2 separate regions of the Homo sapiens genome follow, and region 1 is linked to region 2. Evidence: chromatin contacts called from ENCODE Hi-C or POLR2A ChIA-PET data. All regions are on one chromosome and are shown on one strand. Each heading gives the region's core, a stretch centred on a gene start or an enhancer-like site at or near the end of the contact. The rest is flanking DNA. Distances are from core to core; before and after follow the strand shown.

What was found. A loop is a pair of places that touch in the nucleus more often than their neighbours do. ChIA-PET counts read pairs that join two places held with the same protein, here RNA polymerase II (POLR2A). Pooled maps may share reads with other maps.
Region 1: a map of Caco-2 shows a loop between it and region 2 (2.6-fold over the local background). The contact joins the enhancer-like site here to the promoter of CHMP3 in region 2. A Hi-C loop is called at or near these places in 1 of 168 maps with a recorded cell type or tissue (Caco-2) and 3 of 50 pooled maps. POLR2A ChIA-PET finds 5 or more read pairs at or near these places in 2 of 52 experiments (activated CD4-positive, alpha-beta T cell and naive thymus-derived CD4-positive, alpha-beta T cell).

What each region holds. Positions count from the first base shown.
Region 1 is chr2:86,674,010-86,678,052 of GRCh38, reverse strand. The region is part of intron 2 of RNF103-CHMP3 (RNF103-CHMP3 readthrough); the gene reads left to right. Among named protein-coding and RNA genes, the nearest start is that of RMND5A, 44 kb to the left of the region's middle. Within about 2 kb of position 2,257, at least 4 of the 41 ENCODE cell types and tissues checked have a DNase peak (open chromatin) inside an H3K27ac peak, as active enhancers do.
Region 2 is chr2:86,561,421-86,565,551 of GRCh38, reverse strand. CHMP3 (charged multivesicular body protein 3) reads left to right here and starts at 2,109. Exons shown (of 6, transcript NM_016079.4): 1 at 2,109-2,248. The coding sequence starts at 2,204. The region is part of intron 3 of RNF103-CHMP3 (RNF103-CHMP3 readthrough); the gene reads left to right. It overlaps CHMP3-AS1 (CHMP3 and RNF103 antisense RNA 1), which reads right to left and starts at 3,482. Exons shown (of 6, transcript NR_183901.1): 1 at 3,305-3,482; 2 at 2,632-2,706; 3 at 2,153-2,284; 4 at 1,770-1,864; 5 at 1,412-1,575. RefSeq lists enhancers at 1,734-1,793, 1,952-2,246, 2,404-2,503, 2,514-2,683.

The DNA.
Region 1 (4,043 bases), core at 1,008-3,507, 110 kb before region 2:
TCTCTTGCTTCAAATCCTTCAGTGACTCCCCTCTGTCCATGCTGCAAAGTCCAAGTTCCTCAGCATGGCTCACAAAGCCTTTATCATCTGCTCCCCACCCACTCATTCAAACTAGTCCCTGGTCCCTCCTCTGCTACACTCCAACACTAATTGAGGATATTAATAATGAATCACCTCTAAGGCACCAACACACATCTATTGAGCTATTAAAATAATTGAAAAAAGTTTTTAAAAACATTGTTTAATAACATCAAAAGAAAAACTACACATATGCCCGTCAAATGAAGAATGGGTAAAGAAAAGGTGGCATCCTCACTTAGTGGAGTAACACTTAGTAATGAAAAGAATGACCCACTGCCATATGCAACAACCAGATGGATGGATTTCACAGATATAGTGATGAGCAAAAGAAGGCAGGCATGCAAGAGTACACAAGAGTATGGTTCCATTTATGTGAAGTTCAAGATTAGGCAAAATTAATCTATGGTTGTGGAAGTCAGAATGTGGTTACTTCTGCAGCTGGTATTGACTAGGAAGGGGCACAAGAGAAACTTCTGGAGAGCTGGAAATGTTTTGAATCTTCATATGGGTGGTGATTACACAGAGCCTGTATATTTATCTATCTATCCATCTCTATCTGTAGATATTAATCAAGCCATATAATTAAGATTTGTATGCTTTGCCACATATATGTTACACCCTGTTTTAGTCCGTTTGAGTTGCTATAACAAAATGCCATAAACTAGGTGGATTATAAACAATAGGAATTTATTTCTCATAATTCTGGAGGCTGGGAAGTCCAAGATCAAGGCACTGGCAGAGTCAGTGTCTGGTGGGGGCCTGCTTTCTCAGGGTTAACGATCTTCTGGCTGTAACCTCACATGGCAGAAATAGCAAGGGGTATCTCTCTGGCCACTTTCATCAGGACACTAATCCCATTCACAAGGCTCTAACCTCATGACCTAATCATCTCTCAAAGGCCCCCACCTCCTATACCATCATTTTGGGGATTACGATTTCAATATACAGATTTTGGGGGGACACAAACTTTCAGATCATAGCACATCTCAATTTAAAAATTGCTAAATTAGGCAGGGCGTGGTGGCTCACGCCTGTAATCCCAGAACTTTGGGAGGCTGAGGCAGGCAGATCATGAGGTCAGGAGATTGAGAACATCCTGGCTAGCATGGTGAAACCCTGTTTCTACTAACAATACAAAAAATTAGCCGAGCGTGGTGGCGCACGCCTGTAATCCCAGCTACTTGGGAGGCTGAGGCAGAAGAATTGCTTGAACCCGGGAGGCAGAGGTTGCAGTGAGCTGAGATCATGCCATTGCACTCCAGCTTGGGCAACAAGAGCAAAACTCCATCCCCCTCGGTAAAAAAATATTGCTAAATTAAAAAAAATTGCTGAGGGGGCACAGGGAGACAGGTACACAGCTGGCTGCCCTATAAATTGATAAAAATCTTTTGGAAAGCAGTCAAGTAATATGTAAAGAGAGTTAACACTTGGCATTCTTTCCTCTACTAATTCACTTTTGGTAAGAAATTTTTCTAAGAAATCAACAGGAAAGAATTTACAAACCATTTGTACAAATACGTTTAGAACAATATTATCCATAAAAATGAAAAACTCTATATAAACCAAAAGTCCAATTATTGCGAAAAGTTTAAGTAAAGTATGGTAAGATAATATAATAGAACTGTGTATGGTCTTTTTAAATTATCTTACAACTTATTCAATACATGAAAAATTATATAAAAATTAATGTTGATTCCAAAATCAGAATGCAAATATCAGATACCAAATTATATCAGTTATCTATTATTATGTACAAACTACCTAAAAGTTAATGACTTAAAACAAGAACCATTTTATTTACCCACAATTCTGTGGGTCAGCAATTTGGGCTGGGCTCAGCTAAATGGTCTCTTGGTTGGCCTGGTCTGGGTTTACTCTTGTGACTATAGTCATCTAGTAGCTCAACTCAAGTTGGATGGTATAAAAAGGCCTTGCTCACATGTCTGGTGTTTGAAAGTGGGCCTTTCTGTCTCCACATGGTCTGTCATAGCAAGGAGGCTATTCCAAGCTCCTTCACATGACGACAGCAGCATTGCAGGAGGGCAAGAGCAGAAACTACAATCTGTTGGGCAAAGCCGTTCATAAGACCAACAGAGATTCAAGAGGAGACGCAATCAACTTCACCTCTAGGTGGCATGCCTCATACTACCACCTGTATTATCTTTACAAAACAGACCTGTCCAGGTAACCTGATGAGGAAATTAAGTACCATGTGTCTTCTAGGTTGCAGACAGAAAGGAAACTCTGCCTCCTTTCCCATCCTTGGCAGCCAGGGCTCTGTGTGCTAATAGGTTGGGCACCAAGTCTGAGCCCTTGGAGAGACAGCAGGAGAGGCTGAGGGTTGAGGCTGAGGTGAAGCTAGGGTGAAGGGGGATAAGAAAAGGGATGGGAGGAATATGTGGTCATTAAACAGTCTACACACCAATGATTCACAGCCAATCTTAAAGTGAAGATGTACATCATATATGTTTACACTGATAAGGATTGGAGAAACATCCAAAAAAGCTGTAGCAGGTTGTTTTATAGGTATGAATTTTTTCCTCATAAAATTGTCAGTTTAAAAAAAGCCCTAAGGGAAAAAAACCTCGCATGCCTAAATATATTCATTTGACTACACTAAATGGGACACAGAAGAATATTTTATGTACAAGCAGTACTCATAAAAGATACCAGATGAGCAAGTCCAGAGCCTCAGATTCTATATTTAACAACAAAGCAGACAATGGCAAGGACCAGATCGGCTTTCTTGGAAGCTTTGCACAAAGATTTTCCAAAAGATTTTTCATGGGTTGTTATAGAAGAAAATGCTACATACCTGCTTATAAGCAAAGGTTTTTTTTTATTTCCCCTAGACTTCTGAGTAGCATTACCCTATGCCACCGAAACAGCTCTCTCCACACTACATTATTTTAGTTTTCTTCCACTCAGTGAACATTTGTCCTCACATTCTTATTTCTTTCTTTCTTTTCTTTTTTTTTTTTTTTTGAGACAAAGTCTCGCTGTAGTCCCCCAGGCTGGAGTGCAATGGCACGATCTCAGCTCACTGCATCCTCCGCCTCCTGGGTTCAAGCAATTCTCCTGCCTCAGCCTCCCAAGTAGCTGGGATTACAGGCACCTGCCACCACGCCCGGCTAATTTTTGTATTTGTAGTAGCGACAGGGTTTCACCATGTTGGTCAGGCTGGTCTCGAACTCCTGACATCAGGTGATCCACCTGCCTCGGCCTCCCAAAGTGTTGGGATTACAGGCGTGAGCCACTGTGCCTGGCCTCACATTCTTATTTCTAGAAAACCTTTGTACTTCATATCTGAACTCATTTGATGCCCATTATTGTATTTCTTTTACCATTTTGATTTGATTTCTTCTTGCCTAGATAGATGCCTAGGACTTGTCCTAGATATATGGATATACAGCTCCTAAAACCTAATGTGGCTAAAACTGAATTCCTTTCCTCCCACAAGCTGTTGCTGCTCTCCATCTGCTTCTGGTAATAGCACCCTCATCATTCCAACCACATCCCAGGGTCAAAACTCTGGAACTTTGTTCCTTCTCACTTTCCTGCTAACATCCAGTTGGCTTTCTCAGCCAACTGAATCAACTCCTGGAAAGTCTCTCTGGTTGCTTCCATTCTAATCCCCAAAGGGCCCCAATTCAGCCTTCATCAGCTTGTCTGATTATAACTGCCCTTCTCTCTCTCTCTGTGGTTCTTTTTCATGCCTCATAGTGCCACCTGTGTTATCTTTACAAAACAGACCTGTCCCGGTAACCTGATGAGGAAATTAAGTATCATGTGTCTTCTAGCTTGTAGACAGAAAGGGAACTCTGCCTCCTTCCCCATCCTTGGCAGCCAGGTCTCTGTGTGCTAATAGGTTGGATACCAAGTCTGAGCCCTTGGAAAGACAGGAGGAGAGGCTGAGGGCTGAGGCTGAGGTGCATCTAGGTAATGGTGTCATGCCCTGCTGC
Region 2 (4,131 bases), core at 860-3,359:
GATACTGGTATTAAGTTTAAAATTTTTAACTGTGCCTATATTTGCAGGATTATTTACTAGGGAAAAACTAGAAACAATCTTATATAATAGGGAAATGGTTAAATAAATTATGGTACATTCTTGCTATGGACTGCCATAGGTATTGACACTGATGAAAGTCTACATAAAATGTGTTTAAAAGGAAATTGTAGGACAACGTATATAACATAATATCAATTAAATAAAAATAGGGCTGGGAGAGGTGGCTCAATGTATATAATATAATCTCAACTAAGTAAAAATAGGCCCGGGCAAGGTGGCTAACACCTGTAATCCCAACACTTTGAGAGGCTGAGGTGGGAGGATCGCTTGAGCCCAGGAGTTTGAGACCCGCCTGGGCAACATGGCTAACCCTTGTCTCTACAGAAAAATTAAAAACACAGTGGGCGTGGTGGCTGACACCCAGCTACTCAGGAGGCTAAGGTGGGAGGATCACTTGAATCTGGGAGGTAGAGGCTGCAGTGAGGCAAGATCCTGCCACTGCACTCCAGCCTGGGTGACAAAGTGATACCCGGTCTCAAAAACAAATACATAAATAAAAATAAAAGTATATTTTCCAAAGGAAAAGGTTTCAGAAGATTCACACTATATTTAATAGTTGGTGTGAATCCTTTGAGACCTTTTCCCCTGAGGAAGTGAGAATGAGGGTTTAACTTTTCACAATGAACAGGCAGTGCTTTTTTAAAAACAACTTTATTGAAGTATGATTGGACATAAAATAAATCGCACATACTTAGTGTCCAACCTGGTAAGTTTTGATATTGTATACATCTGTGAAACCATCATCACAATCAAGATATTATCCATCATCCCCCTAAACTTCGTGTCTCTTTGTAATCCCTCTTTTCTGCCTCTTTCTGACCCCACTCCTATCCGCTAGCAACCGCCCATGTACTCTCTGTCACTATGTATTAGTTTGCATTTTCCAGAATGTTATGTAAATGGAATCATACGGTTCTGGCTTCTTTCACTTGGCAGAATTATTTTGAGATTCATCCATGCTGTTGCATTTATCAATAGTTTACTTTTTTATTGCTCAGTACTATTCCTTCGTATGGATCAATCACGACTGGTTTATCCATTCACTTGTTGATAGACATTTGGATTGTTTCCAGTTTATGGCTATTACAAATAGAGCTGCTATGAACATTTGTGTACAAGTCTTTGTAAGAACATATGCTTTTTTCCCTCTTGGGTAAATAGCTAGGAATGGAAGGCTGGCTTTGTTTAGCATTTTAAGAAATTGTCAAAATGTTTTCAAAGCTGCCGAACCATTTTATGATTCCACCAGAGACAGGAGTATGGGGCTGAGGTAACAAATGGTCCCCTTCACCATCCTCGGATGAGTTAATGACAGTAACCATCAGCTCACCGTATAGGCCTAATCAGGAACTGTCCGTGCTAAAATGTGTCTAGTTCTCTTTAGTCAGATTCCTTTGAGAGTGTGATTAAGCTCACGGTCAGTGTGGCGTGTAGGACGGGACACACATGGACAAATGCTAGGCAGGAATCGCCCACGCTGGAAAGGGCGATGGCCTGAAAAAAAACGACCGCAGTTGGGATGGAAAGGGGAGGGTTGAAGTTCAGACATATTGAAGTTAGAATGGTTGGGACTTGGTAAGAGGGGAGAGAGGACGATGCCTAGGGTTTAGTGACCAGGTGATGGTGGTGCAAGCAGAGGGGAGGAGTGGGTTGGCGGGAGGAAAAAGAGGTTATTTTTGGTTTGTCACCTGTGAGTTGCCTACTGGACACAAAGATGAAGCTGTCGGGAAAGTGATGCTAAGTGTACACGTCTGCGTGGAGATCCAGACTTCTGGTGCAACATCTAGGTTTAGGTGAAGTATTAGAAGCAGTTGTAGCCAACAAATTCGTATCTTTCAGAGCAATCATTTCTACACCTTACGAAAAGCACCGAATCCGTGGTCTCCCCCACACAGACATGACCAGAACATGTGCGATGACGTCAGCCTTTTTGACTAGTCTCCCACTCACTCGATTCTGCGCAGGCGTATGGCGCATGCGCAACATCCCCTAGTGCCGCCGCTCCCTACTCTGGGGGTTGGGACTACCTCCTTTTCCGCGGGCCCCGCCCAGGCGGCTGCCCGTGACCTGCCTGGGCGCGGGGAACTGAAAGCCGGAAGGGGCAAGACGGGTTCAGTTCGTCATGGGGCTGTTTGGAAAGACCCAGGAGAAGCCGCCCAAAGAACTGGTAAGGGCTACGGCGGCGGCAGATAAGCGGGTGGATCTGTGTGGGGCGTAGTGAAGTTGGTAAATGACAGGACACTCTTCTCCCCACCGCCTGCCCGATACCGCCCGGCCCCCATTTCCGGGGACTCCCACTCGACAGGGGGGCCGGAGGAAGAGTCTTTAGGAGTCGGCTGTGGGACGCGAGAGCTCCTGGTGCCATGGCTCTCGAACAGGTAGCCGAGGGTGGATGAAGAGTTTCTCCACCTCGCCACTGAGCGCGTAGGCAGCGACACCGTCCTGGCCTCGGAAACCTCTTCCCCCTGCGCGCGTTGGTACGACCCGCCCGGAACCTTTTCCCAGCGTAGGCCCCACCCCTCCAGCCCGGCTGCGGACCACCCGGAGAACCTTCTCCTGCCCGAAGCGTTGTTTGGAGCGGGCCGGGTCGCGTCTGCCGGAGGAGCCGTCTGTTCTCCGTCCTCCCTGTTGTGTTGAAAAAGAGGCTCAGTTTCCTCTTTCCCCAGCCCTTGTGTTGACCCTAGGCACATACCGTAGCGGGGCAGGGACTCGACCCAGAAGAATGTTACAGAAGATAGCTCTGGACCCGGCTTCGAACTCTCGTTACCTATTAATTGAGATAATATTGGGAGGCAAACAGTTGAAAATGCCCTGCAGTCAGTCAACCTAAGTTTGAATCCTGCCTTCCCACATCTCAGCTCTGTGATCTCTGGAAAGTTCACTTCTCAGTGCCTTCTCGACTGTGAAGCCAGAATAATAGTAGTGTCACCTCAGAGTAATTGAAGATTCAGGGATGTAAAGTTTTCATATTGGTAGTTAGGGCTAATTCTTTAAATACGGCACAGCTTTGCTACTCAAATGCCAACCAGCAGCATCAACATCACCTGGGAGCTTGTTAAATCTCGGACACCACTCCAGACCCACTGAGTCAGATTTTGAATTCTGACAAGCTCCCTAATGATTAGTGTGCACATCAGTGCTTTGAGAAGCACTGCTCTGCAACACCTAGGCTTGTCCATAATGGAAAAAAAAAATCCTGAAATCCTTTAATAAATGATCTTACCTGTTCAGCTCTAGCAGGCACATTTTAAAAACTAATCTTATGCATCTTGCAATTCCTGGCACATAATGTGCGTTAATGTAAATTTGTTGTTGTTGTTGTTAAAGGCCCTAGAACAGTAGACACTCATTATTTTCGTCAGGAAACTTACTCAGTTTTGCTCCTTGGTAAAATAAAAATTGTGGCGCTTAAATGAAATAACGGTATAACATCACTTTGGAAACTATAGAACATTATATAGATGCACATTTTGTGACATCTGTATATTCTAAGATTCTTGTTATTGTAGAAGTGTGGTAGGGAGAGATTATTTGTTGTCTTCAGTGTTTGGCCTTGGCATTGCCATTCGTAAATTGAGATAAGATTATGGAGAAGCAAAAAAGATGCTGGGGAAATGGTTGCTTTATTGTTTAAACTAGTCTCTAGTATATGTACTACTATACTACTCTAGTATATTGTACACTTAGATTGTTTTTAAATGATAAATTGCTAAGAACACGATATTGGTACACTCTTCAGTAGGGTAATCTACCTGAGAAAGCTGATTGACACTGGAAAATGGCAGGGTTGATGCATGAGATTGGTTTTTAAAACTATGCTTGCCAGAGCCGAACAGGTAAGATCATTTATTGAATAAAAAATTTTAGTTGTTTTTCCCCCCATTATGGACAAGTCTGGGTATTGTAGAGCAGTGCTTCTCAAGCATTAGTGTGCACACTAATCATTAGGGATCTTGTCAGAATTCAAAATCTGATTCAGTAGGTCTTGGATAGGGTCTGAGATTTCTAATAAGCTCCCAGGTGATGTTGATGCTGCTGGTCTACACTTGA